2 separate regions of the Mus musculus genome follow, and region 1 is linked to region 2. A link is a loop called in an ENCODE intact Hi-C map of the cell type or tissue named here. Cell type or tissue: gastrocnemius. All regions are shown on one strand. Each heading gives the region's core, and the rest is flanking DNA. Links, peaks and the distances in the headings are about the cores only. Region 1 has its middle 9.8 kb from the start of Neurl1a. Region 2 overlaps Pdcd11 (programmed cell death 11).

Evidence for each region. Hi-C counts contacts between places; a loop is a spot of excess contacts. Peaks named below come from ENCODE experiments on the same cell type or tissue, not always from the same donor. Only the 100,000 strongest peaks of a DNase experiment are listed, where the experiment ranks them.
Region 1: it touches region 2 in a loop (5-fold over the local background); 34 of 42 quality-filtered maps call a loop at or near these places.

What each region holds. Positions count from the first base shown.
Region 1 is chr19:47,161,455-47,176,541 of GRCm38, reverse strand. It overlaps the pseudogene H1f11-ps. Among named protein-coding and RNA genes, the nearest start is that of Neurl1a, 9.8 kb to the left of the region's middle. In gastrocnemius, for the core only: CTCF peaks have their summits at 7,317 (motif pointing right) and 8,112 (motif pointing right); DNase peaks (open chromatin) are centred at 7,328 and 8,087; H3K4me3 peaks cover 970 bases; H3K27ac peaks cover 632 bases.
Region 2 is chr19:47,110,192-47,125,278 of GRCm38, reverse strand. It overlaps Pdcd11 (programmed cell death 11), which reads right to left. Exons shown (of 36, transcript NM_011053.2): 18 at 14,169-14,318; 19 at 13,126-13,241; 20 at 11,564-12,138; 21 at 10,662-10,724; 22 at 7,877-7,982; 23 at 5,654-5,743; 24 at 5,384-5,486; 25 at 4,855-5,032; 26 at 792-848; 27 at 112-234. It overlaps LOC115489011 (a long non-coding RNA gene), which reads left to right and starts at 14,773. Exons shown (of 2, transcript XR_003952861.1): 1 at 14,773-15,004. In gastrocnemius, for the core only: no CTCF peak of the experiment used is centred there; no DNase peak of the experiment used is centred there.

The sequences.
Region 1 (15,087 bases), core at 2,423-10,422, 53 kb before region 2:
CTTGGGGCATAGGTTGTAATTCCCTGTTCAGCACAGTATCAGGGACAAAGGCAGGGAGCTGAGACAGTATCAAAACTTCCCCTGACTCAGAGGAAAATCATGGGAGGAAGATAGGGCTAAACTGGGCTGAGATGAGGGAGACCCCCCCCCCCCGACCCCGTTCCCCCCCCCCCCCGCCAGCCAATGTGCGGCTGTGAAGGATCATGCAGGGGTCATGCTGAGCAGAAACACCCTACACTTGTCTGCCCAAGGGCCCCTCAGTGTCACCCCTTGAACCCTTAACCCTACTTTTTTCCCCCCTGGGGAGTTCAGATTGGGGCATGGGACACCACTGTTAAATGTCAACTGGATATAGGTCTTTAGCAAGCAGGCAGGGACCTAAAGAAGGAAGTATAACCTTCTACATTGTCCTGGGTTCTGGGAACCCTTTTCTGGCTCTGGGTAAATCCATCTTGAAGAATCACAGAGTGCCAGCAGCCTTCCTTCCTTCCTCTGGACTCTGGTCAAACTCCCAGATTTTTAGCCCCTCCACAACCACCACCCAGGCAGCTTAAAGGCAACAGTTAGGAGGTAGCTCAGCCCCATCCTGGAAAGGAGGAGCGAGAAGAAGCTTCCAGGGCAGACTGGAGCTAGAGGAAGTCACTGTTTAGGTGGCTTCAGTGAAACTATCAACATCACAAGGTGAAACTGGGCAGTGGTGGCACAGGACTCTAATCTCAGCACTCGGGAGGCAGAGGCAGGCAGATCTCAGTGTGCTTGAGGTCAGCCTGGTCTACAGAGCAAGTTCTAGGGACAGCCAGGGTTATAGGGAGAAACCCTGTCTTGAAAAGGCAAATCAACCCACCAACCAGCCAAACAACAAAAAAAACAACAACTCCAACACCACAAGGTGGTGCTCTAGCACCCAACACCTTAGAAACCCCTCTCCAGGATTGCAGATTCTTTGTTTGTCTGTCTGTCTGCCCATGTCTGTGAGAGCTCATATCAGCTAGTAGGACAATGGAGAGAGGACCCCAGGCAGAGATGAGAGGGGAGGTCAGGATTCCATCAAAAGCTGCTCTGCGAAACTCCCCCTGCTCCCCCTCCCACCCCATTACCTTCCCTTCTGGTCTCTCCCTCTCCTCTCTCTTCCTCTCCTTCTCTTTCCCCTCCCCCATCTTTCTTCTCTTCCCTCTCCCCCTGTCTGCTCCACTCTCCCCTTCGCCCTTATTCTCCACAGCGTCCACGGGTCTGAATTTGAGACCTGAAGTCCTTTATCAATCATGTTGAAAACCTAGCAGGATGTTTGATTTGACCAAGAGTCTGCTTTCTTCCTTCCCTGATCCCTGAGGTGCTGAACCCAGAGCTAGCCAAGGATAGCCAAGGATAGCCAAGGATAGCTGAAGACAGCCACAGACAGCCCACAAGGCAAACAAGAATGGGGTTCACCCAAGCGGGGCCACACTGCTTTATTCCCGAGGACTGAGCCCTACCCACTGCCCATTCCTTGAACAATTAGTAGACCTGAGGAGATGGTCAGTCGGTAAAGTGCTTGCCCTGTAATTGTGAGAACCTGAGTTCATGTTCAAAACAAAAACAAACAAACAAACAAAAACAAAGACAAATCTAGGCACGAGGCACACGCCTGTGATCCCAGCAGAAACAGAAGTTCCCCGGGGCTCTGCTGGCCTGCCAATCTAGCCAGTTAATTTTTTAACTTAAAAATATTTTTTTTTTGTCAGAGCTGGAGAAATGGCTCAGAGGTTAAGAGCACCAGCTGCTCTTTCAGAAGTCCTGAGTTCAATTCCCAGCAGTCAATCACATGGTGGCTCACAGCCATCTCTGATAGGATCTGATGCCCTCTTCTGGCCAGCAGGTGTACATGCTGCGTAGATGCTCTTTCTATGCAGTACTCATATACCCAAAGTGAATAAATAATTTTAAAAGATTTTTCATACAGTAGTTTGATCATACTGCCCCTCCCCCAACTCCTCTTAAATCCTCCCACACCCGCTGAAAGTGTGTGTGTATGTGTGTGTGTGTGTGCAGAGAGAGAGAGAGAGAGAGAGAGAGAGAGAGAGAGAGAGAGTTGAGACAAAAATTACCAAAGCAAAAAGCACACGCAAAACCACGGAGTCAATTTTCCGTTGGCCAATTACTCCTAGGCCTGGTTCTTACCCTTGGGTGTGGCTGACATAGCAGGTGACCCCTCCCCTCCTCTCCCCTCCCCTCCCCTCCTCTCCCCTCCCCTCCCCTCCTCTCCCCTCCCCTCCTCTCCCCTCCCCTCCCCTCCCCTCCCCTCCCCTCCCCTCCCCTCCCCTCCCCTCAAGGATCCCTGCAGAAGAGGAGGCAGAAAGATTCTAAGAGCCAGAGTTTAGGGATGGCTCCAAGGAGACAGCATCTTCAGAGGCATGCGCAGAAGACCTCACAGCACAGACACATGACCGATACACATGTTAACTCCGCATGGACCAGACCTTCTTCACAGGTTCAAGCCAGACAAAGTTCTGGCAAAGAGAAAGGGAAGGAGCCATAAAGCCCCATCCTAGGAATATTCACGGACCCATAAATATTCTTACCTTTGGGGCCAACTTTCATCGGTTCAAATGTACTAAAATATACCATTTGTGGGGACTGGAGAGGAGGCTCAGTGAGTGGTCATTTGTTGTTCTCTCAGAGGACCAAAGGACCTCAGGTGTAGAGATAATCTCTTGTGTACTGTGTGGAAGCATCACCTGCCAATAAAAAGCTGATGAGTAGTTTAAGGTGAGGCAGGATAGAAGGCAGGACATCCGACAGAGAGATTAGAACTCTAGGAGTCAGTCAGAGGTGGAGAGATTTGCCCTGGCCTCTGAAGAAGTCGGGCGTATGAAACTCAGGAGAGGTAACTAGCCTTGTGGCAGACATAAAATAGTTTAAATGGGTTATGTAAGGTGTGAGCTGGTCGGGGAACGAGCCAAAGCTTCTGGCCTAGGCGTTCATTCATAAATCAATAAGCCTCCAAGTCTGTAGCCGTCCAGTGGCCATGGATGAACTGGGTCACCTGAAAGGGGGCTGGAAGTGAAAAGGACAGGGTGCGAGAGAAGGATGACGCCAAGACAAGGTGCTGCTGGTCAAGGCTCCAAGTTGAATATTCAGCACTGTGTTTATTTAGGACAAGCCCACAGACCCATGCTCTGTTTCAGCTGGATTATGTTGCAAAGCAAGCTCTTGGGGCAGCCTACTCTTCTAAGTTCCTCTAGGAAATTGCAGATGAGGCAAGGGGAAGACTCCACCTGGGTCGTTAAACCCATTGTGGCAAGCACTTACGGACTGTTTAGTCTACTCAAGGCTGGGGGAAAGGGCACAACTCCCCCTTTTTTTGTTTTTTAAAGATGAGAAGGACCAGTAGCTAGATGGGGGCACAAGACTTACTTGTTTTCCATAATCCCGTCTAGGGTAAAGAGGATGACCATGCCTGTCTTAAGTCGGTGTTGTCTATATATAGCTTCTTCTTACCCATCAGGGAGCACAAACAGAGCATTGATATAGTCTCTGTCTTAGGTTGATCGGAGCTCAGGAACACTCTTGCCCATCTCTGACTATTGGCCTTCTATAGCCCACTCTTTCCCATTCAGACCAAAGCCACGAAGGACAATTGAATAGGCACTCAATGCATCTCTTCATAGGGATGAATAACTGCCATGGTGAATAGCTGAGCTTGCTGAGAGCGATCCTGTATGAAGGCAACTGATTAAGATACAAAGTCCAAAAGTTAAACGCAACAAGATTGTAACTAATAGTCCAAGCAGTGTAGAAATTAAAGCTGCGATGGCTGGAGCGATGGCTCAACAGTTAAGAACACCACCAACTGCTCTTCCAAAGGCCCTGAGTTCAATTCCCAGCAACCACATGGTGGCTCACAACCATCTGTAATGGGGTCTGATGCTCTTCTGGTGTGTCTGAAGAGAGCAATGGTGAATACATAAATAAAGTTGTAAGCCATGGGGAAGTGGAGAACCAGGATTCAAACAATCCCTGATTCTGTCCTTTTTCTCTTTTCCTTTTGGCCAGTCCTTCTCGAACTTTAGCCTTTACTATTCCTGAATGATCGATGTAAAAACAACATTCCTCATGGAGGGATGCACATAGTCCTCCCTGTTGAAGGAATAAAAGATCAAGTCCTCTCCTGTTTTGAAAAACGCTCTCCTAAAACAAGGAGTTTACAGATTCTTGCAAATGGGAAATAGAGGTTTCTATCCTTTCTATATCTTTTTCTATTGCTGTTCTAAGGAGTTTATAATTTTTTCCTTGAGAAACCAGTGCCAGTAGCTGCTCCTCCCACACTCAGAGAGTTCCTTGGAATCCAAATTTTAAATTTTAAAATAAAAAGCATGATTTCAGTAATTTTGTGGTGTACAGAGATATAATTCCCCCCCCTTTTTTTGTTTTTTGTTTGTTTTTGTTTTTGTTTTTCAAGACAGGGTTTCTCTGTGTAGCTCTGGCTGTCCTGGAACTCACTTTGTAGACCAGGCTGGCCTTGAACTCAGAAATCTGCCTGCCTCTGCCTCCTGAGTGCTGGGATTAAAGGCGTGCACCACCACGCCCAGCTTGGTTTTTTTTTTTTTTTTTATGAAGATATTGTTTTAAAGTTCCATGGGCTGGTTCCACAATACCTTGTCCTTCAGGATAATAAGAAAATATGGGTAACATCCATTTGCCATAATTGATTAGGTACGAGTCCTCGAGGAATAACACCATTATGTGGTACATGAAGAAATTGAGGACAGTGAGAACAATTCTTTACAATTTGACGTGCATATTTTCTAGAAATACCAAATTATTGTCTCAAACTATTACTATTTTGATGATATAAAGAATGAGATTGTATGTATGGCTAAGTGTTCCTGTAAGGCCTATAATCTGCCTGGTATACAATTCTGCTGTGGCATTGCCCAGGGGTCCAAACAATCCAGTATGAGCTCTTAAATGTCCTATAAAGTAAGGAACAGTACATGATTTTTTTTTAAAGTCCTAGAACTTACTCTGTAGACCAGGCTGGCCTTGAACTCAGAGATCCACCTGCCTCTGCCTCCCAAGTGCTGGGACTAAAGGCGTGCACCACCACTGCCCAGCTCAGTACATGATTTTTTTTTTTTTTAAGATTTATTTATTTATTATATGTAAGTACACTGTTGCTGTCTTCAGACACTCCAGAAGAGGGTGTCAGATCTCATTACGGATGGTTGTGAGCCACCATGTGGTTGCTGGGATTTGAACTCCGGACCTTCGGAAGAACAGTCGGGTGCTCTTACCCACTGAGCCATCTCACCAGCCCCTCAGTACATGATTCTTAAATTAAGCTGTACTTGTATAAATAACTGCAAAATTTGCTCTTCCAGTTAGATTTCCTTTTCTTTTCCAGCAGCTAGCAGCCTTTATTCTCACCATACCTGAAACTGCTCCCACCGATATTGTGGCTCCAGCTCCTGTAGAGAAGTCTCCCACCAAGAAGAAGATGACAAAAAAGGCTGGTGTGGCTAAGTGCAAGGCCACAGGCCCTACGGTGCACGAGCTCATAACTAAGGCTATGTTTGCCTCTAAGGAGGACGGTGGCGTGTGCCTGCCTGCCCTTAAGAAGGCACTGGCTTCTGGTGGCTACCATGTCGAGAAGAACAACAACCGCGTCAAGCTTAGGCATAAGAGTCCGGTGAGCAAGGGTACCGTGGTGCAGACCAAGGGAGCCGGTGCCTCGGGTTCTCTCAAGCTTAACAAAAAGGCGGTTTCCAGTGAGGCCAAGCCTAAGAAGACTGGGGCTGCCGAGGTTAAGAAGCCTTCAGGTGCCACCCCTAAAAAGCCTAAAAAGGCTGCAGGGGCAAAGAATCCTGTGAAGAAAACTCCAAAGAAAGCAAAGAAGCCTGTGGCATCTGGAGTAAAGAAAGTTGCCAAGAGTCCTAAGAAGGCCAAGGCTAGTGCCAAGCCTAAAATGGCAGTAAAGAGCCCACCAAAGCCCAAGGCGGTGACGTCTAAGGCATCCAAACCCGAGGTTACCAAGCCCAAGACAGCTAAACCTAAGGCTGCCAAGGCAAAGAAGGTTGTTTCCAAAAAGAAGTAGGTTTGCTTGTGACAGCAACAAAGCCCCACTTTGGGCGCCACCTGTAGCCATCCAGCGGCCATGGTTGAACTGGATCACCTGAAAGGGGAGCTGGAAATGAAAAGGATGGGGTGTGAGAGAAGGATGAAGCCAAGACAAGGTTCTGACCAGGGCTCCAAGTTTAATATTCAACAGTGCATTTATATAGGACAAGCCCACAGACCCATGCTCTGTTTCAGCTGGATTTGTTACAAAGCAAGCTCCTGGGGCAGCCTATTCTTCTAAGTTCCTCTAGGAAATTGCAGGTGCAGCAAGGGGAAGACTCCACCTGGGTCGTTAAACCCATTGGCAAGCACTTGAGGTCTGTTTAGTCTGCTCAAGGCTGGGGCCAAAGACACACAAGTAGTTATTGAGGAACTGGGTTGTGGGTGGGAAAAACCTGAGGTGACACTCACTACCTAGTAACCCACATAAGGCAACCTTCAAACACCTGTAACTTTAGCTCCAAGGCATCCAGGACCCTCCTCTGGCCTCTGCAGGTGCCTCTATGTACCGGTACACACAAACACATAGGTACACACATGTCAAATAAAATAAATATTGTTTTAGGATAAAATAGACCACACCTCACATGAAAGGAAGGTCATTACACATTTTGAAAGGAATTTTACTGCTGTGGCTCTTGGATTCAGAGAACAAGGAAGTCACTGAATTTATAACTGATTTTATTTCTGTGTAGTCATGCATGAGTTGGATTTCTTGCCAAGTGAAGAAAAAAAAAACATGGTCATCAAGAATAATGAAATATTTATGAGTACTACATATAATGATTAGTGGAATTGACACAATGTCACATTTTAGAAGCATTTATGCCAACATTACTTTTTAAAGTTTCTTTTTTTAAAAAATAATTTGGAGTCACATCAATTTCCCCCTAAGTCATAAGAAGATCCTTAAAAGTCCTACTACCAGCCTAAGTACTCATTCTAGGACGCCCATAGATAAAACCCAGGCCTGAATCGAGCTTTCTCGTTGCAGCTCAGTGTGTAAGTGGAGTCTCCTCTAAGAAGCAGGAAGGAAAACAAACCTCCCATCCAGGAAGCGTGTGTCACGACCTCAAGCCCAAGCTTCCATTGGCCCTTCCAAGGCCACTGGCTGAGATAATTATAGAAAGTGGAATTTATTTCAATTTTTTTCATTTAAAAATTGTATGTGTATGGGTGTTCTGTTTACATGTGTGCCTCTGTACTGGGCGCATGCAGTACCTTCGGAAGCCAGGAGAGGGCACCGGAACTTCTAGGACTAGAGTTCTGGAAGGTTGTGTGGTTTCGGGTAATCTAACTGTGTCTTCTGGAAAATACTGTTCTGCTCTTAACCATCTTTGCTGCTCTGAGCCATCTTTTTAGCTATAAGTGGCATTTGTAAAGCACTTGTCTGCACGGGGTCCTGGCCTAAGTACTACCAATGAATGAGCTGATTGACTGGGATCCGCCCTGAGTTACATACTGGTGGTGTCAGGGCTCTTCCTGTTGAACAAGGGAGAATCCCAAGGCTTAGCGATGTTGCCTAGAGCTGACTTGAGAGGAGGGCTGAGTTCAGATCCCTGCGGACCTGGAGCTGCACTGGATTAGAATCCCTCCAGCATAAGGGGGAAGATATTGCATTAGCTTCACTGTGTTCAGAAACCAGCGTCTCCCTGCTTCACTTCCCAGACTCTTTAGCCGCGGGGAGAGCCAGCGGCTAATGAACACAAAATAGAGGCAGGGAACACTGAAACCAAAGAGAGGTGCTGGAAATGGGTGCATTACCCAGCATCCTGTTTCTCTCATAGATAATTTAAATGCCCTATCCTTGACAAAAACGCCTCCCGCACACGTCTAAAGACAAATGGCGCCTCTCCAGTTAAGCCTCTTAGCCTTAAGTCACACCAAAAGCTCTTCGTCCTAACAGCCAGTGCGGATGAGCTGAGGCCTCAGCAGTCGCTGCTGCTCAGGAGGGGTCCCACAGGCACACCCGAAGGCGATTCAAGGGTCTCTCCCTTCTTCCTTCTCATCTCAAGTTCTCCTCATCTACCACTAGAGGGCAGTAGAAAATCATGGGCATCTCCTTCGTGCCTTCCAACTTGTGAGGGAGAAGAGAACCTCAGGCCAATCACAACCCTTCAAAGGACGTTGGTCGTTCCGACATCTTTCAAAAGGCAAAGATCTTTTTGGAAGGGCAACGTATGTTGTGTGGCTTGCATTAACTACTTTCTTATAAAGGAGATGTCATTGAAGAAACTGTCCCTACTCAGCCACTCAGCTTGTTTGCCCTTCTAACCCGGCTGCACCAAGACCTCTTCCTCATCACAGTGGGGAGGAGGTTCCTCCCCACTGTGGCAACTGACCAAAGAAGGACAAATCACCCCCAAGCATTCATCTGCCTAAGTAAGCCAAGGCCCTCCTGGAGCTCTCCCGGACCCCTTCGGAGCACTCCCGGGCCTCTTTGGAGGACTCCTGTGCTGCCTCTACTTATTGAGAATAAACATCTGCTTATGTCTAGCATCCGACCCAGGTTTCTCCTTGGCTTGGCTCTCTGAGCCGGTTCTTATCCTCAGAGCTGAACCACCTCCTTCTCAGACCAATCTCTCCACAAACACCCACTTCCCACTGGGGCAGCTAGAGACAGCTGTCATGAGTTACATCAGCAAGAGGATAAAAGAAGGCTGGGCGTGGTGGTGCATGCTTTTATCCCAGCACTTGGAAGGCAGAAGTAGGCAGATATCTACAGTTCAAGGCCAGCCTGGTCTACATAGAGAATTCTGGTTTATATATTAGAATGAATACACACACACACACACACACATATACATATATATATATATATATATATATACATACACACACACACACACACACATTAGAACCACTGAGCCATCTCTCTAACTCCTTTAATCCTGGTTGTTGTTGTTGTTTGTTTTGTTGTTTTTGTTTTGATTTTTTTTTTTTTTTTTTGGACAGGGTTTCTCTGTGTAGCCCTGGCTGTCTTGAAACTCACTTTGTAGACCAGGCTATCCTTGAACTCACAGAGATTTCCCCTGCTTCTGCCTCCCTAGTGCTGGGATTAAAGGCATGTGCTTCCATGCCTGGCCTTAATTCCGTTTTTAAAAAATAACTTTGTGGAGAACTGGAGACATGGCTCAGCCAGTGGAGACATTGTGCTGGTTGGTTTTTGTCAGTTTGATCCAAGCTAGAGATAGCTGGGAAGGTGGACCCTAAGTCGAGGAATGCGCTCCATCAGACTGACCTGTGAATATGTCTGTTGGAGCATGTTCTTGGTTTATAATTGATAGAAGAATGCCTATCCACTTTGGTGTTGCATGTAGTTTTAAAAGCACACTACCACCTTAGCCAGGGAGCTGCAACCACACTCCCAGATCCTCCCAGCTTAGCTCCAGATCAGCTGCCCCCAGCACTGACCCAGCCTGCCTGGGAGCTGGTGCACTCTGGCCTCTCCCGGCTCCCCTTTGTCTCTCCCAGCTTCCCTTTGTCTCTCCCAGCTTAGCTCCAGGGGTCAATGATAATCAGCCCCAACCCGGCCTCTCTCTCTAGCCATGCTATGCTCTGGGAGTTGACCACTCCACCAGCCCACTCCCAAGGACCTAGACTCCTTGGATAAAGGACAGACAGACAGCTTTATTATTTTAGAGCTTGCCGACTAGGCACAATTGCTAGGCACAGAATCTCCTGCCTGGAAAGGTGTGCCCTCATCAATTATTATCTCCATTTCTTCTCCTACTCTAAACTTAGTAATTTGTGTCAGCTAACACCCCCCCCCCCACACACACACACACACCTCCTTGGCCATCTGCCCATAGCAGAGGCCACTGGTTCTAGCTGCCCCAAGATCTTACACGATTGCTGTGTGCTTCACCTGGCAGAAAAGCCCTCCACCCACACCCAGTCTCCTTTTCCTCTTGGGACCAGGAAGCCCCACCTGTCCGTTCTGCCAAGCAATTGGCTCCCAACCTTCTTTATTAACAAGTCAAGAACCAGTTAAAGAACCAGACCTTAATGTCAGCACCTCCCACTATGCTATGGTGCCACCCCTGGACAGGTGGTTCTAGATTATAAGAAAGTAAGCTGAGTAAACCATAGAGAGCAAGTCAGAAAGCATGTTCCTCCCTGGCTTCTGCTTCACTTCGTGCCTTAGGCTCCTACCCTATCTTCTCTGGATAATAGGCAATAACCTGCAAGCTGGAACAAGCCTTTCCTCTCCAAGTTGATTTCCATCAGTATTTTATCAAAGCAGCACAAAGCAAATTAAGACAGAAATTGGTCCCAGAAGTGGGGTATTGTAATGAACCTGACTGTGTTGTTCTTGAAAGTTTGTTGAAAGGATTTTGTTGTTGTTGTTGTTTTGTTTTGTTTTTTGTTTCTTTTTTTCGGGGCTCTGAGCTGGAGAAGGCTGTTAAGTGCTTAGAGCTTAATGAATTGTTATGGTAATCTGGGAGATGGAAATGTTGGGAGTGTAATAGGCCTAGCTTGTGAAGTTTCATAGGTAGGTGAAGACTCCATTGGGGCTACTCACACGGTATAGTGAATTAAAAGTCTGTGGAAGTGAAACTTTTGCTTTACTGGGGCAGTGGATGCTGGATAGTCAGGGCTGAAAAACCGGCAGTCATTAATAGAGATCAACATCACAGAGGTGAAATCTGGGATGTAATTTCTCAGGATCGCCACGCAGAAGCTATGATTTAGTTGGAGACTGAGGCTGCATATCAAGCTGGTATCAGAACCTAGAAAATAATGTGTAAGAGTCTCCCACATAATGGTGCTGGGTTTTTTCTTTTCTTTTCTTTTCTTTTCTTTTCTTTTCTTTTTTTTTTTCTTTCTTTTTTTTTGAAGGACTGAAGACGTCGTGGAGAGGAACTGAGGCACAGAACTACATGACAGGGTCAGAGTCTCTCTAAAGAGAAGGCCAGGAGTCCATGGTTAAAATGAAGCCTAAGTTGCAGACCCAGAATATTGGAGATGATAGGACTGGGGGACAAAAGACAGTAGCAGCTATAAAGTGGAGCTGGCCTGAGCCATCAACACAAGCTGTGTATACTGTGAATAGCCAAGCAGTAGAACTGGAGTTACCCTAGCCCTTAGGAACCTAGGAAATTGTGAGTCCTGGGTATTAGACCCTGACTGTGAGACATTTAAAATTATATTATGTCTTTTTTTCCCACATATATTATGTCTTACATCATGATTTTTGACATGAAATCTTGGGGATCAAGAAGAAAGGAAAGGTTATGGTTTAATAGTGATGGTTGTGTGTCAAGTTGACAAAGGTTCACTTGTGTTGGTTAGTTTTTGTCAACTTGACACAACTAGTCAACTCAGGAGAGGGAACTTCAATTGAAGAGTTGGTCTCCATAAGATTGGCTTCATTTGCATGCCTGTGGGTCATTTTCTTGATTAACTATCGATATGGTTGATGCCACTGTGGGCAGATGGGCCTGGGTTGTAGAGGGAAACAAACTGAGCAAGCCATGGAGAGTAAGACAGTAGGCAGTCTCCTTCCATGGTCTCTGCTTCAGTGTCTGCCTCCACGTTCCAGGTTTCAGCTCCTGCTTTGGCTTCCCTAGGGAACAGACTGTGTCCTTATGACAATCAATGCTTTCCTATCCAAGTTGCTTTTGGTCAAAGTGTTTTATCACAGCAGCAGAGAAACAAACTAATAAGCTCCCACAAATTATCCTCTGAGTATCATATGCATGAGCCTCTGCCTCCAAAAGGCTGGCATTACCCACACTCAACACCAAAACCCAGGTGTAGTGGGAATTCTGGAATTTTGATTTCTTTTAAAACACACACATGTGCGCGCACACACACACACACACACACACACACAGAGAGAGAGAGAGAGAGAGAAATAGTATAAGAATGTGCTTTGTTTTAACCCCAGGTGTGGGTTTATGGACACTGCCCACAGCAATTGGCTATGTTTTGCCTTGTCCCCTGCAGGGGGACGGTTTTGCCAGCTTCAGATAGTTTCTGCAATTATGTGACGTTTGGAATTCTGGGGACTTTTTAGAGAGTATATAAAGCCTAGGACTCCAAGAGTGAGGTGGGTTATTGGTCATTTGTTGGTTGGTTGGTTATTGGTTGTTGGTTGTTGGTGGTCAATTTTTTTTTAAGTATTCATCAACAAAGACAAAACCAGAAGAAGAAGGGGGGGGGAGGAGGGGGCGAAGGAGGGAGAGGAGGAAATTAGATATCCTCAAGATCAAACTTGACCCAAGAAACTTAATATCCCTCATCAGCAGGAAGTAGTCTAACAATAATGTCACCTCCTTTCCAACCCTGCCTTTATTTAGGGATCTCTTTCCTTTCCCTCCATCCTTTTCTCTCTCTCCTCTAATATTATGGGGTTGAAAGGATGGAAAGGAGTGGAAAAAAGAAAAAACCCAAAAAGTAGCAAAAGACAAGCTACACCCAGGCACAAGTTTCTTGTTTTCATATTTTTTTGTTTTGTTTTGTTTTTCGAGACAGGGTTTCTCTGCCCTGACTGTCCTGGAACTCACTCTGTAGACCAGGCTGGCCTCGAACTCAAAAATCCTGTGCCTCTCAAGTGCTAGGATTAAAGGTGTGCACCACCACTGCCTGGCAATGTCTTCTTTGTCTTTCTCCCCAGTACCCAACTGGGTCCTGTTCACAGAGACTCTGTCCCTGATAGTTAAGCCATTTGCCTACAGCTTCTTGTCTAATGTTATCATTTTAATTGCATGTTTAAGACTTTGAGACATGGAATTTAGTTATAAAGAATGGGTTTTGGGTTGGCCTGGACTACAGAGTGGGACCCTATTAAAAAAGATTGTAATAAGGATTTAGTTCAAGTTGTTCCCAGCTGGTCAGCCAGCTGTCCCTGTGCTGCTGGCTAAGGAGTCCCCTTTCATTATCCTGCTCTTGGCACCACATGGCTCTGTAGAGCCTCTGTCCCCAAGGTAGCAGAGAATCAGGTTACTCAGAGGCACAGACAGCCCTGCTCTTCTGCTGGAATCAGTAGCCTTCCAGCACTGAGAGAGAAGTGGGCCACTCCTTCAACACCTTTCCTTTGAAAGGAAGATGATTGCAAGGAAAGAGGGCGCAATCACTCCACCCTGAGTAGTGACACAACCACACACCGATTTCTGAACAGGCACGATGCGCATAGCGCACACAGATGCGGAGTTGGTTTTGCTTTGTTTTGGTTTAGTTTTTTGGTTGAGACAAAGTCTCAAAATGTAGATCCCATGGGCCTGGAACTTGCTGTGCAGACCAGACCATTCTCAAAGTTGTAGCCATGCAACTTTATCTGCTTCCCAAGTGTCAGGATTACAGCGGATCAGACAGAGGCAGCAGTCCTACCAGGCAAACTCCCGGCCCAGCAGGTGGCATGTGTCTATAATCCCAGCACTCAGGAGGCTGAGGCAAAAGGATCGTGTGTTCCAGGTCGGCCTATGTTTCATCATGAGACCTTGTCTCAAAAGGCAAATAAAGAGATAAATACATAAATGAGAGCAGAGGTTCCATGAACAATGAAGCTAACTTGTCTCAGAATATCAAGTATTGTATATTATTTATTTATTTATTTATAACTGTACATAGTATGCATACACACACACACACATATATATATGGGATATACGTGTGTGTGTGTGTGTGTATGGAGGGTCTGTGTACATGTGATTACATTGCCCACAGAGCCCAGAGAAGGTGTTGGATCTGGAGTTACAGGAGAGTGTGAGCTGCCCAATGTGGGTTCTAGGTACCAAATTTGGGTCCTCTGCAAGAGCAGTATGAGTCCTTAACCACTGAGCCATCTCTCCAGCTCCTCAGACCCTTTTAAAAGAAAAAGAATCACCAGGGCAGTGGTGGCACACAACGTTAATGCCAGTAGTTGGGAGGCAGAGGCAGGTGGATCTCAGAGTTCGAGGCCAGCCCCATCTACACAGTAAGTTCCAGGACGGCCAAGGCTACACAAGGCTGTCTAAAAAGACACCCAGAAGAACCTCAAGAATATATCTACAAGATTCCAATTAAGAAAAAACAAAGATAGAAGCTACTGATATATTCTCCAAGCATCTTCCAATCGCAAGTTAATACGTCCTCACTAGTGTCTAAAAGAAAAATGTTTTCCAGTCATCATTAAAAAGAAAAGATGGACTTTAAGGTTCTCCCTTAGGAACTGGAGAGACGGCTGGGTAGGAAGAGTTCTTCCTGCTCTTTCTGAGGGCTAGAGTTTGGCTTCTAGCCTCAAATGTTGGGTGGGTCGAAATCACCTGCAATCAAGGGAATCTGGAGCCCTCAACTGGCTTTCATAGGTGTGCACACACACACACACACGCACACACACACACACTCTTATCTTTTAGATTTTTTAAAATGTCTTTGAGTATTTTTGCCTGTATGTACACCTGTGTAGCACATGTGTGCCTGTTGTCCAAGAAGACAGTGAGCCCTCCATTTGGGTGCCAGGAATCCAACCTGGGTCTTTTACAGCAACAAGCGCTCTTAACCACTGAGTCAACTCTCCAGTTCCCACACATAAAAATAAAAGCTTTAGGAAAACATTTCAAAGGAATTTCCCTAGAGGTGGGTGTATTGGTTACAGTCCCAGCTACTGAGGAGGCTGAGGCAGCCTCAGCAACACGGTAAAAACTCAAGGAAGTGAGCGGGTGGGTGAGGAAAGGGGATGGAGCGAAGGAAGGAAGACAGACAAAAGGAAGACAGAGGGGGTGGGGGAGAGGGAGATAGAGGGGGAGGGGGGAAGAGGGAGACAGAGGGGGAGGGGGAAGAGGGAGACAGAGGGGGAGGGGGGAAGAGGGAGACAGAGGGGGAGGGGGGAAGAGGGAGACAGAGGGAGAGGGGGGATCACCCAGACTTTGAAGGCCTTGTCGGAGGACACAGCCTCAGAGCCCTAGCATGTTAGGGGTTGAAATCTCATCTCAGACAGCACCACACAGAAAATCTATACGTTCCTGCCTTCAAACACACAGCAAATCTATACAACCCTACCTTCAC
Region 2 (15,087 bases), core at 4,381-12,380:
TCTCAAAGTTGACTGGGAAGGAGGCAGCAAGCCCAGGGCCGAGAAGGCAGCTCGGGAAGCCTGGCTCTCCGGAGCTAAGCCCCGAAGGCTGTGCCTGGCTCCGTTACCTACCCTATGATCACACTGCTTGGCAGGACACATTTCACATAGCCCCGCAGGAGCTGCCCTTCCTTCACGTCCTCAATGGAGTTGATTTCTGGATCTTCTATTCTGTTTTTTGTCTCTCTGTTTGTCCTAAAGGAATACAAGGCTTACATATACATGCAGTTAACCATGGCTGCCCCCCCTCCGCCCAGGACCCCTGTAAGACTCTGTCTCTGCACCTAGAAGACTGTAACCTACAGAGTCCAGCCTGCTCACTCCCGTAGTCCTGCCAGGCCAGGGCTCTGTGTCTGACAGCTAGCTATGCAGAAACAAGGCCGAGAAAGGCTGCGTTTAAAGCCTGACCTTAGCCAGTAGAATGCTGGTCAACCCTTCTATCCCACACTCACCCGGATGGATCATGAACCCTGGAGCCAGACACCTGCCCTCACCAGTATCATCATGTTTCCTTGAATACTCACATTTAGGTAAGTAAACTATTCCCTTCAAGACAAGAGTCTGGATTCTTCCAGAAACTCAAATGCCTCCCGCAACCCCCAACCCATCATGCACACTTAAATAAAAATAGGTTCAGTGTACAGACAGGCAGAGGAGGGTGGAACTCAGAGTTCTACCCCAGGCAAATGCACTATATATAGCCTAGGTCTTCTGAGTTGTTCTTTCTCCTTTCTCACACCAACAACACTCACCTGGATGACCGGAGTGACAAAGCCAGCACACGGTGTGCTGTGGACAGGATGTAACATCTGAAACAGGCAAAAGAGGAAGACACACTCAACCATCAATACTTCTGGACACTCACACGCATGAAATTAAAAGTGAGACAGATCTTTAGTCGAGTAGGTGATATGCTGCAATAGGGCACTCTCACCATATGGGGCAGCAAGCTGAGCTCCAGTCAGTCGCATGGCCGGGAGGTGACAGATTGGGGCTCTACCCTGCACTGTGCTCCTAAAGGGCTGGCTAGGTTACAGGCACTCAGGGCATCCTCAGCTTCTGCTACCTTCAATTATGAGTTTACCAGGAGTTGTCCCTACAGTAACTCTTAACTGTAACCTCCATAGAGACAGAAAAACCACAGAAAACACGACCCAGGGACAACTGACTGGAGAGGAGCCAGACAGAGCAGCGACAGACTTTGAAGAGGGAAAGTGGGATTGACTCTCACTAGTTTCCAAAGTAGCTCGGGTAAAACTGTAATTCATAGTCCTTTATCACTAAGTAGACTCAGAGAGGATTACAGGGACCACAAGTCAACGTGAAACATTCCCACAACAGGGATGTGATTCTCACAGGCACCAGAGCCCTGCTGCGGAAGCAGGCTTCAGGTGCTACCTTGAGGCAAACCATTTTCTACCCACATCTGACAGAAGACGGGAATTTTGATTGCATACTACCCACAGGTCTGGCTGTCATAAAAGTATTCCAAATGACTATGTTGCTCAAAGCCACACCCTCATTTTATAAGCTTCCCGTGTGTCTCAGAGATTCACTGAGAATCTGTCTTCCACCAGACTCTGGGTATCTCTATGCTATTTGGTTTGGATAAATACTTGACAACTTAGGTGGAAGTCAGAGGCTGGGACATTCGAGATGGAGTTTGGGCCAAGACTGCTTTCTAGTCTGACTCTGGGAGGAGTGCATTCTACGTGGCCTTGGCTGGTAGTAGGATACACATCTTGAGATCTGGTTCTGCAAAGCCACTTTTCTCAGGCTACAAAAATGGTCTTAGAACTAAGAGTGGGGCTTGTGGTGTAAGTTGTACTCCTAGAACCTAGAACTCCTAGATCCTCTAAGGAGGATCACAAGTCTGAGGCCAGCCCATATAAAACTCAGCTCAAAACCAACCAATCACAGATAATTTGGGCCCAGGTTTGTTAGTGGGCGCCTGAAACTGTTTATAAAGTCTGCACCCCCAAGGTTGCTATCCTTTAAAAAAAACATGTACAGATACTTTTTAATTAAAAATATAAATGTTTCAAATAAATACAAGCAATTGGCTTGGAAAACAAGAGCACAGGAAAAAAACATAAAGAGACAATATAAGAGATGCAAACTAAGAGACCAGAGGTGGCTCAGCAGTAAGAGTACTGTCTGTTCTTGCAGGGCACCCCAGTGTGGTTCTGAGCACCTATAGAGCAACTGTATAGCTCCAGTTCCAATTCCAGCGCCCTCTTCTGGCCTCCACAGGCACTGCATGCACACTGACATACATAGAAAATAAATATTTTTAAAGGTCTAACTAAAAATGTAAATTAAAATGAAAGATCAATCTTTGCCTATTCCATGACTAAAATAAAAATTAAGCTTATCCAGTCTGGGCTGGAGAAAAGCTCAGCAGTTAAGATTATTGGCGACTCTTTCAGAGATTTTTGGGTTTGATTCCTAGTATTCACAAGGTGGAACTCCGGTTCCAGGAATCCAATGTCCTCTTGTGGCTACTGAGGGCACCAGGCACCCAAATGGTACACGCACATACACACAGGCCTCATACATATAAAACAAGCCAAAACAAACCAATCCAGTCTTACAGTCCTAACAAGGAAGAAGAGGGAAGTTGGTCACCACTGTTAGGGGACTATAAGTGAAAGACAATTTTGCAAAATATTTAACATCAATTGGTCCATTAAATTTACTTCTATAAATGTATTTCAAACTTGTACAATAATCCAAACATGCACAAAAGACAGGCATTTCAATTTTACTGTCTATCCGTGAGAACTGATCAAATAAGGTTAGATAAAAATGCTGTAGTACAAATAAATACTAAAAATAAGGTGAAAGAACAAGATACTAGCATGAAGGAGAAATTCATGATATACTGGTTTGAGAGAAAAGCAAGTTGCAAATAATATATAAAGTGAAGTTCTAATACTAGAGGAAATGAAATTATACCCACATATGTGTTTAAGTCTGGAAAGATTAGAGGTCGAAGTATATATGGCAAAAGCAGGCAGGAGAAGAAACAGAAACTTATTTATATATTTGAGGTTTCCCTTCCAGTAAAAAACAAAACAAAAAGCCACAAAACAGGTTTAAACTTAAGATGTGTATCAACAGGTGAATGGATAAAGAAAAATGACATATACACACAGAGTGTAATCTTAATTATAAGGAATAAAATTACATCATTTATAGGAAGATTGGTGAACCTGGGGTTCATCATGATAAACCAGACTCAGAAAGACAGGGTCACATTTCCTCCATGTATGTGCGTGGGCACACACACACAGACATACACACCCACAGACACACACACACAGGACATGAGAGGGGAAGGGACTGTAGGGGAAGAAGAGAAAAATGATAACCTAGCTCAGCGACTATAAGCACTGGCTCTGAGTACCCAGCACCACGTACAAGCTCACACGTACCCGTAACTCCAGTTCTAGGGGATCCAATGTCCTCATTTGGCTTCTGTAGTACCGGGCACCCATGTGGTTCACAGAGACACATTCAGGGACAACACCCATATGCATGATAAGATAAAGTAAAGCATAAAAGGACAGATGGAAGAACAAAAGGCAGTAATTGGAGTTGGGTGGACGGACAGGGGGCTACACATTTCTTATATGCAGAATCTAGATTTAACTGACCCCATAACAGGGAAGCAGAAGGGAGACTATGGGGTGGGGAGGAATTGTCTCAGGGCAGCCATGGAGGAGAGATGGAGACGGTAATGGGAGGATGGCTGTATCAGCAAGGTACAATGATTTGATCTGTGAAAATGCCATAATGATATCCATTATTTTGTATGCTAACAAAAATCTAAACTAGACATGTTCTCAGAAGAAGCTGTGCCCCGGCTGCTCTCCCACCCCTGGCTCTTGGGCTCCAGCTCAAGGAGAAAACGGGAAAGTACAGAGGACTCTATGCCTTGGTTCCTGTAAAGCTGACAAATTCACACACAGGAGAAACTAGCCACTACAGATGCTTGCAAGAGTGCACCCTCTATCGGCAGAGTGAAGAAAGTGCATCGTCACAGAAACAATGGATACACTATGTGACAGTAGACCAAGTAAATAACATCTTTATTCAGAGGAAGCAAGTTAGGCCTATCTGACTGGCTTTCTGCAAGACATCACCTTGGACACTATCCACACACAACTATCAATATTCATGTCAAAAGATACCTAGCCAGCATTTTGCATGCATGAAGAATATGCTTGAGAATCAGCTCTGGGGGCCAGAGAGGTGACTCAGTGGTCTGAAGGGTACAGGTGGAAGAAGTCAGGCCCCAAGACCACAAGACGGAAGTAGAGACCAGTTCCCACACACGTCCTCTGACCTACACACACATCCTGTGATGCACAGAAGCACGCATCTTCCATGTTGTTTTCCTCTCTCTTCCTGCCATCAGTAGTTCTAAAGCTAGTGATATTTTCCCCTATGGAGTGAGAAGGCACCTAAGTATGCGATGGCAGGAGCACAGGCACAGAGATCAGGGATTAGAGCTTTTCCATTTCCATCTGTGGTGAAATTAACACACACAGGACGTTCCAGTGAAAAGGCTTTGGCAGTTCAACTTAGTAGCAATTTTAACTATGTAAACTGTTAAGTTTTTCAGGGTTGGGGGGAAGACTAAAATCACACACACACACACACACACACACACACACACACACACACACACACACACACACATACACACACACACACACACACACACACACACACACACCCATATCACATTCAGTTAAAAGAAAATCCCACCAATTTCATACTTAGGCAAAGAAGAACTCTCTGGCTCACCTGACAATCTTCTGGGGGCAGAAGTCCTCCAGGGGTGCCTCGGAGTACGAGTCGCTCAGGTGAAACATACTGACTTTCCCTATCTTCCCAAAAGGGAAGGAGACGGTCAGTCCCCTGTTGGGTACAACCTTCATCACTCGGCCCATGGCCACTTCACCTTCTTCAAGTCTGTAAGGTCCTGGTGGGAAGTGGAGACAGAGCTCCTGGCAGTCTGGCCGACTATGGCCTGCCAACCCAGAGGTGCACCCAGACTTGAGTAGGCTCATCACAGCTTGAACCCACGACCATGAGACAGATAATCCCTTCCAAAGGACCGGAGAAAACCAAGTTTAGAAAAAGGAGACCTAAGAGAGCGATAGAGTCACACAAGCCAGAGAACAAAGCCCAAGAGCAAACCAAAACCAAACAAATACACTGTCTCCCAGAACGCTCTGTCCTGGCTTCCTGACACTGAAGGTCTCTAATCCTGGTGGTAACTGAAGCCTCCCACCCCAGCCTCTCTCTGACCAGGTACCGTGTCTTTCCACACCTATGAGTGACAGACATAAGAAAGCCCTGGGGACGTCTGGGTCAACAACGGTGGCCTCGATGGCCTGCCCAACCTGGAACTTCTTGTCTGGGTGTTTCAGAACCTGAAAGGATTTAAAAAAAAAAAAGTTCTAATGTTCCCATAAAGGTTTGTCATTTATCCAAAAATAAAACATTTAAGTCTCTGCCTCCTAACCCATCAGACCCCGTACTTACTCAGGTACCCCATATAGCCCATGTAAACTCTTGAATCTTTTCTCCAGACACTGACCTTGAAGCTGAGGGAAGTGAGCAACAAGGGAATTCTCCCTCGGATGTCCGGTCCGATGTCCACTTCAAGCCACTTCTTCATCACGTTGTACTGTGGGGGACAGGGCAGATGTAAGAGCACCCTTGGCTGGCCCAGAACTAAAATGCACTCTCTTGGGAACACTGAAAACACGGATGAAAAGGTCAAAACCCCTCATTTCTCCAAGGGACAGGAATCCATCCTGAGGCGCCGCCCACCTCCACATCTCATAGCTTCAATCAATTCATACATAATTAAATAGTGTCGCACAGCATACAGAAGTGCTGCATGCTGCAGGGATATACTGGCTACCAACAAGCACATGAGAGGGCAGATGCTGACTTTTTTTTTTTTTTTGGTTTTTTGAGACAGGGTTTCTCTGTGTAGCCCTGGCTGTCCTGGAACTTACTCTGTAGACCAGGCTAGCCTCAATCTCAGAAATTCGCCTGCCTCTGCCTCCCAAGTGCTGGGACTTTTTATAAAAAAAAGATTTGTTTGTTTGTTTATTTATTTAATGTATATGAGTGCTCAATCTGCACGTACATTTGCATGCCAAAGGATAGCATCAGCTCCCAGTATAGATGGTTGTGAGCCACCATGTGGTTGCTGGGAACTGAACTTAGGACCTCTGATGAGCAGATGGTGCTTCTAACTGCTGAGCCATTTCTCTAGCCCCTAGATGCTGACTCTTAAAAGGGCACTAGGCAGAAGGAAAACAGACAAACCAGGCACAGGAATCAGCATGATACAGATAGGAGGAAAACCAAAGATGGTTGTCATGGTGACTGGAATATGAAATGTGCAAACAGATCATGAACAACCTCGTATGCTGTGTTAAATTTCTGAGATTATAAATGTCCCAGGCGACTAAAAGGATAAACATCACTGGCATGCCAGGAAGATTATGGAAGAGACTCTGACAGTGAAAGATTTCATGCCAGGTATGATTTTAATACTTGCACTTGGGAGGCAAGCAGGGGTATCTCTGAGTTCAAGGCCAGCCTGGTCTATATAGTGAGTTATAGACCAGCCAAGGTGTAGAACCCTGTCTCAAAAAAACAAAATAAAACCAAAACCAAACCAGACCAAAAATCCCAAACAGGAGAGAAAGACTGGCTTTTCCTAATGCATCTGGAGAGGGCTAGGAAGCAGTCACTGTGCAGCACACAGCATGCATGTCAAAGGGAAACCGTGGAGGGTAAGTCAGCCCTGAGACAGCTCATCCTGCTCAGCCACGGCCATGCCTGTGCCCAGGGAGCAGTCTGGCCCTGCAGCAGCTCTATGCTGAGGACAGGTCCGCTGCTGCTCACCACATCTCCCACTAGACAGCTGCAGTCAGCCATCTACTGTCTCAAATGGTGCTTTAATTTGTCCATCCATAAACGCAGAGACCCCTAGGTTAATATTGCATCTTCTGACTTAACCACTCAGGCCATCAACATGGTCACTTTGCCTATTGTCAGAGTTTGGGCTCTGGCGGCCACCATACCAACCTGTCTACTCAGTCTCAACCAATGCATTGCTGGTTGAGACATTGCATTGTCTGTACTTATCCCGAAACTTCCATGCTGCCTTTCTAATGGTCTTTGATATTTTTGGTCCTTTAAACCTTTTCTTCTATATTACATAGTTTTAAAGATTTGTTTATTTTTTATTTTCTGTGTGAGTGTTTTGCCTGCATGTATGTATGTGTAGCATGTGCATGCCTGGTGCTCGGGGAGGTTAGAAAAGGATGCTGAATGGACATCCAGAACTGGAGTTAACAGACAGTTGTAAGCAATCAGGTGGGAGCTGGGAACTGAACCTGGGTCCTCTGGAAAAGCAAATGCTCTTAACTGCCAAGCCATGCCTCCAACTCTGTATTACATTTTTGGTGTTTACTCAGTTCAGACTTTCAGATGAACAGATATATCCTCAAAGGTTGGAAAGATAGCTCGTTGGAGTCAGTGACCAGAGGCAAGAAGGCATAGAAGGGAGACTAGTGGAGGCACACATGTCTGCTCCCCGCCACCACTCCCTTATTTTCAGCTCACCTAGAGACAGGTTTTTCAGGGCAGAGGCCAGGTATCACCACCCACAGCCCTACATGGCAGTAAGGACAGACTCCGAATGCCCAGTGCAGAGGCTCTGACTCCAGTTTTGCCCAGCTTGCTCTGAGAGCTCTGAAGGAGGGTCAAGCCTACAGTGAGGGCAGTAACTACTCACCTTCTTGAAGAAGCAGGTCACAGTCTGCCCAGCCTGGTACTGCCTGATCTTCTCCACGGGGCTCTCAGAGTGAGTATTAAGAGCACTGTAGCTACCCTTCAACTCACTGAAAAAAATCACAACAGAGTAAGCCAACCACTGGGACACTCTAACTTCAAAGACCTCCCTCAAGTGGCCATGAGGGACTCAGCTATTTTTACTCTCATGGACAATCTCACTCGTTAAAGGAGAATCTTCTCAATGATCAATCTGGGACCAATCATCTCTTCTGAGTCATTAATCTGTGACTAAACTAAGGGCAAACTGCTTCATGTTTCACACACATAGTTTGGGCTGGATGTGGTGGTGCATGCCTTTAATGCCAGTACTCGAGAGGCACAGACAGGTGGATCTACGGGAGTTCAAGGCCAGCCTGGCCAACAGAGTAAGTTCATTTGAGGACAGCCAGGGCACAGAGAAACCTTGTCTCAAAAACAAACAAGCAAGCAAACAAACAAATTGTTTTCATTCTTTACTTTAGCTATTGCTTTGGTTTGCAGAAATGTTCTTACAAACAACCTCATGTGTGAATTAAGCGTAGATAGTAACTTGACTGTCTGCTACCGAGGCAGGAGCTGAAGTCAGAGCTTAACTCAAAGCCTCTGCTAAACTGCCATTATCTACTTATTTTCAGACATGCAAGAACATGTGGTCTGAAAGTTGTCAATCCACAAATGACTAAATAAAAAAAATTGTAAGAAAGGAAGACTTGCTAGCCCAACTTACTCACTCAGATGGTTTCTAAAACAAGACTCATCCACACACTGGTACAGTGGTGCTGTTAAAAATGCAAAATATGGCTGTATGTGCTAGTGACTGGAGAAACTATTCTGACTCAGAAATTCCACACAAGAGAAATTCCACACGCGAGCACAGGGGAGTGAGTTCAATGTTGTTTGCTGTGGCACCGTAAGACGTTTTCTGCGATTTTTATGAAGATCAGAAGCAAGCCCAAATGTAAACCACTCTTGGAGAATGAGAGGATTAAATGGCTACTATTTAAACTGACGCAGATATCCTTCCAAATTTCTTTTCAGCGGTGCTCTTGCATGCCCTAGATAAGAAGTCTGCCACTGTGCAACAACCATCCATTCGAAACATATTTTTAAATGCAACAAACTTTACCCCAGTCCTGCCACACACAGAAAGCTCACAGAGGGCAAAAGCAGAGAAAACATTAATAAAAGCCAGACTTAAAACGAAAGAAAACAGAAAAATATATTAAGCCAGGCAGTGGCAGGCACAGTACCTTTAATCCTGGCACTTGGGAGGCAGTAGCAGCTAGATCTCTGAGTTCTTTATTCAAGGACAGTCTGGTCTACAGTGTGAGTTCTAGACCAGCTAAGGCTACACAGAGAAACCCTATCTCAAAATACTGAAGGAGGGGAAGAAAAATAAAAAAAGGTTGCTAACTAAAAGATACGACCTTCCAGTGCAAAGGGAAAGACACTGCACTAGAGTCACAGGCATGGGCTTCATTTTCACCAAGAATGTAGACTACATAAATATTTAAAAAGCAAAAAACAAACAAACAAAAAAAACCCCCAACAACCTGTAAAACTAAGGAAAGTACAGTAAAGAAAAAAATGATATATGGTCTATGTACCAAATATACTAATAATCTAAAATTAATGTGCTGAATCTGAAGTTTCAAAAACACGGCTAGCTGGGCTGGAGGGATGGCTCAGTGGTTAAGGGCACTGATTGCTCTTCTGAAGGTCCTAAGTTCAATTCCCAGCACCCACATGGTGGCTCAAAACCATCCATAATAGAATCTGATGCCCTCTTCTGGTGTGTCTGAAGACAGCTACAGTGTACTTACATATAACAATAAATAAATCTTAAAAACAAAAAACAAAACTCGGCTAGCAACTAGAACTCAACATCCCAGAAATAGAAATAGCCCCATGGCAGGCACAAGCCTCCCCAGAAACGGATCCCTTAGGCTGCCGACCAGACACTGCTGCAAAGTTATTCCAAGTCTTTCCGTGACATCTCCTGCTATGAGAATGCCAACCTGCCAGACCTCAGGCTGCCCCTACATGGCATTCTTATAGTCACGTGTCAGCATGGTTTACTGATGATGACCCTAAACCCCGAAACGTTGGAGTCTTTTGTGGAGGAAACAGAAAGGAGCAGGGTCAAAATGGTTACCATATGAGAACAGGAGAACTCACTGTGGGGACCAGTCAGTCTCTTACAGTGTTACTCTGCAGAACTCACCAGATAACCTACAGTTCTGCCTCAGCTGTCACCTCAGCTGTCACCATGCATTCAAGCTACACACGCTGAAAGCATATGTATTCTTGGATACCTACTTATTTCAGGAATTACTGAGTTCTAGAAAACTGGGCTGAGACAGAAAGGTTCCTTTTGTTAAACACTAGCACACCTGCAAACAGTGTTGACATTCTATTCTACAGCCTGGCCTGGGGTTCAATTTACGGCAATCTTCCTGCCTTAGCCTCTCAAGTGCTAGGATTTCGGGTATGAGCCTCTATGATTTTCAACCCTTTAATATAGTTCCTCATGCTGTGGAATCCTAAAATTATTTTCATTGCTACCTCATAATGCTCATAATGGTCCTAGATGACCCCTGTGAAAGAGTTATTTGACCGCCCCCCCCCCCCCGCCCGCCCGCCCGCCCCAAAGTGTCATGACCCAGAGGCTGAGAACCACTGCCCTATGCCGACTTCAACTTTCATACCTCTAGGTATGAAAGGCCCATTGCTAGGTTTCCCCTCACCTTGGCCGAACACTCAGCTCCAGGATGGTCAGAACAAATCTGGGGTGACTTATTGGGAGAAACCTAAAGAGAAAGAAATCAAATCACTTCTTAGTGTTAACCGATGATCCCAGATAACAACCTCTTTCTGCTCCACCTTAACTCAAGTTGATTACCACCCACCTCACACCAGACTAGGCTGACAAAGGTCCATGGAGGGTCTTTAAGGACTATCAATCATACCAGGTACTGAAAAGACTTGACTTACTAGAGATCCTATGCTTAATGCTTGAAATTAATATGCTATCCATAGGCCAGATTTTGAACTCTTCTTGTTATAGCAAGAAATCTAATATGATACAATTTAGAGTAAGGGGCCATTAAGATGGCTTGTGTGCAGGCTACCCACCTAAGGTCACTCCTCAGATCACACAAGGTGGCAGGAGAGAAAAGCTGTCTTCTAACTGCCTGCCATAACTGCCATGCATGGGCCAGACCGAGTATGTGTGTGCCTGTGAATGCATGTGAGCGCTCACACACAAGTAATACAAATAAAAGAAGTGCTATGAAGGAGGCCCTATGAGAACTGCTGATATATACTGTATGCAGGCAGCACACGCATGCACTTCATCGGTTTCCCCAATGGCCTTCCAAGGTAGACTACGCCATTATTCTCACTTTACAAATTACAGAAATGACTCGGCAGGTAATCTGAAATTCAGAGCCAGGTCGAAGTGTAAATCCACCCTTTAATTGCTATATAGTATTTTTAAAAATATATATATGCTAAAGGATCCTGACTGATTGCCTTTTAGTTAACTAAGAGAAAATATTATTTACATGCAATCTCTGCCTATGTTCCCATTCTTCCCATAATTGCCACAGTCCCCTCAAAGCCAGTCCCATCTCCCCAAACCTCATACTTAGATGTCTTCACATCTCGCCCACCGATCACTCTCGCAGTGACTTTCTTCCCGGCTTTCAGTGTGGTCGTAGGCGAGGTGCCCACTGGGACATCATCTAAGATGCGGGAGGCATGGATACAGCCAACAAAGCCATCAGCTAGGGTTACAACAACATGTGTGGCCTTCACAGCCTTAATGGTCCCAGTGACTTTGTCCCCAATAGCCAGGCTATGCCTTTTCTTAGACTTCACAGTCAAGTTCTCTTCTTCCTTCTCCTCCTCCTCCTCCTCCTCCTCTTTCTCCTCTCCTTTGTCATCAACTGTCTCTGAATCCCTCTGAACTGGCATCCTGGTCCTCTTAGAAGCTGGCCCTTCCACAGCCAAAATCAGACCGGTCACTCCCGGTTCTGTGGTCTTGAGGGTAAGGCAGACACCCTGCCCCACACGCAGCTTCTCAGAGTCAAAGTGGAAGGTATCATTGAGGTGAGAGATCAGAGAGAAAGCCACAAGGTGGCCAGTCTCCACCAAGGATGCCACGGCAAAGGACTCTTCCAGATGCTGTACGATTCCCTGGTGTCTACTGCTTTTTCTCAGCTGGAAAAGGGTTCAAAAACAACAACAACAAAAAATTTTTTAAAAACCTGAAAAATTTGCAACACTTCTCATCCCATGCGTTTCATTTGAATAAGCAATACCCAGCCTGTACACCTTACCCAAAGAATACTTCTACAGATTTCGAGCTTTTCCCTACACCTATCCTTTTTTTTTTTTGGTTTTTCGAGACAGGGTTTCTCTGTGTAGCCCTGGCTGTCCTGGAACTCAGAAATCCACCTGCCTCTGCCTCCCAAGTGCTGGGATTAAAGGCGTGCGCCACCACGCCAGGCTAAACTTATCCTTTTTAAGACAGGGTTTCTGTGTGTAGCTCTGAGGACCAGGACAGTCAAGAGATCTGCTTGCCTATGTAGATTAAAGAACTACATCACCATGCCCAACTCTTACAGAGGTGTCAGGACAGACTGTGGCCACGCTGCCTGGAAATTGGGATGCCCAGACATACTGACTATTTCCGATTTGTTTTTAAAATTAGCTTACAACATTTTCAACATTTATTTCTAATAAAAATCTAAATTCTGTCTTCTCCTATTTAAAAAAAAAAAAAAAAAAGTACTTGAGAGGCCAAGGCAGGACTGAGTTCAAAGCCAGTTTGTCTCAAAAAACCAAAGAGTTAGGTCGGGGTTGGTGTGGGGTGGATGACATCATACATTTACCAACACTAGACCCAGACAGTCAAACAGTCTGTGCCACGTGAGCCAGGCACTATTTGCCAGGCAGTCTGGTTAAGCTCTAACCCTCCCAACCTATGTTCTCTTCACTCATCACAGTAGCTGACTGGCCCTACGGACAGCTGGATCATAAGATGTGTCTGTCACCCGAACCAGCACGAAAATCTGCCCTATTGGCTATCCAAGGCAAGAGTAAAACAGAAGCGCTAGTCAGAGCGAGGCGCAGTCACTCGGTCTCACGGTTCTCTGAGCAGTGAGAGCAGTGTAGAGTGGAGATAGGACGTGGACGAGAGCTTACCTTTCTCGTTTTCCTGTTCACCAAGTCCTGGTGAAGGGAGACGTGGACCTCCAACTTCAACATGTCCACGTGTAGAACCACGACCTTCTTCTTCTGTCCAGGCTCCACCTCCTGCCCTACAGTGCAGAGCCAAGCACAGCACGATCAGCCTTGGACAAAGGGGAAGGGAAGGCAGCTCTCTGGGCCCCCTCAGTCCAAAAGACAAAGATAGAACATCTGCCACATCTACATGGCCCAGAGATAGGGAAACCAAGGTGGTCTACCACACATAGCTAAGGCTGGGCTGGGCCTCAAGTTATACAATCGAATAACATAAAATCCCAACTTCACTCAACTACAATAAAGGCTCTTCTACCTTAGTTTTTATTTATGTATTTGTTTGTTTGTTTGTTTATTTAATATATGAGTACACCATTGCTCTCTTCAGAGACACCAGAAGAGGGCATCAGATCCCATTACAGATGGTTGTGAGCAAACCATGTGGTTGCTGGGAACTGAACTCAGGACCTCTGGACGAGCAGTTGGTGCTCTTAACAGCGGAGCCATCTCTCCAGCCTGTCTATCTTAGTTTCTTGATGCTGTGATAAAATACTCTGACAACAGCAGCTCCTGAGAGAAAGGTTCAGTCCATCATGGTGGGGGAGTCAAGTCAGCAGGGATGGGAAACACTGATCAAACCTCGCCTAGGCAAGAAGCAGAACGCAGAGGATGCATCCGGCTCCCTTTCTCTACTCACACAGCCCAGCAGCACAGTCCACGCCGTCCCACTGAAATTAACAAGCCAAGATGCCCCCACTCCCTAGGCGTGCCCAGAGGCCGGCCCAGGTAATTCTAGGTCCTGTTCAGCTGAGCACTGACACTACCCATCACAAGGTCCACACACAAACATCTATCCTGCCGTCAATGGTCTTGATTTTCATCCATACAAGGTAAGTATGCCTCAAATGAACCGACTCATCTGCTACCCAATCTTGGAAATTCTGTATCCAGCAGAGGAGGAGAAGCACAGGGTCTCACCAGCCATCCGTGATGAGTCAACTCACCTGCCCGGTGGTATCTGCTGGCTCTCAGGACCAGGTCAGGCACAGGATCACTACTGAACACCACTGAACCATCTTCTAACACCTCATGGACCACGGCATCAAGGACCATCCCCGGGGTCATGTCAGCAAGTGTCTGGATCAATACAGAGTCTACCAAAGACCCAAAGACAGCAGGGAATTAGTGAGACACACTCAGCAGTCGTTTCTTCTGGAAATGTGGCGGCATCACAGAGCAGAGAACACTCAAATCACTGACACTGAAGGAGTGGCTCACTGCATATAAACTGCCCAGTGGCGGGCCAGGCGTGGTGGTTCATGTACTGAGTCACACACAGCTTGAGGTCAGCCTGGTCTATGCACAGTGAGTTCCAGCCAGAGGCTCAACAAGATAAATCAAACTCAACACAAAACCAAAATCATTTAGTGTCAGGCTAGTGAGATGACCTGAGTTCAATTCCTGGGATCACGTGGTGGAAGGAAATAACCGGTTCCCATACCCTGTTCTCTGACCTACACAGGCCTCTTGCATGCACACACAAATAAACAACATTTAAAGAAGAGAATGAACCGGCTGGTAAATTCACGGTGTAAAGCCAATGCCGCAGAATGCCGAGAGATTCTGATTTTAGAATAACTGTGGTGGCGAGGGGGAGTTTGCAGCTGCTTACTTACAATGACTTTAAGAAACAAAAACTAGGGTCTCCCATAGCCTTGACTGCATTAGAACTTGCTGCATCTGTGGATGATCTTGAATCCCTGATCTTCCTGTCTCCACCTCTTACGTTTTAGGATTACAAGTGAGGACCACTACACCCAGCTTAGGTGGTGCACGTTAGGTAAGTAGTCTAGCACACTACCTTTTTATTTTGGAGGGTCTCATGCAGCCCAGGATGACCTCAAACTTGCTACATAGCCAAGG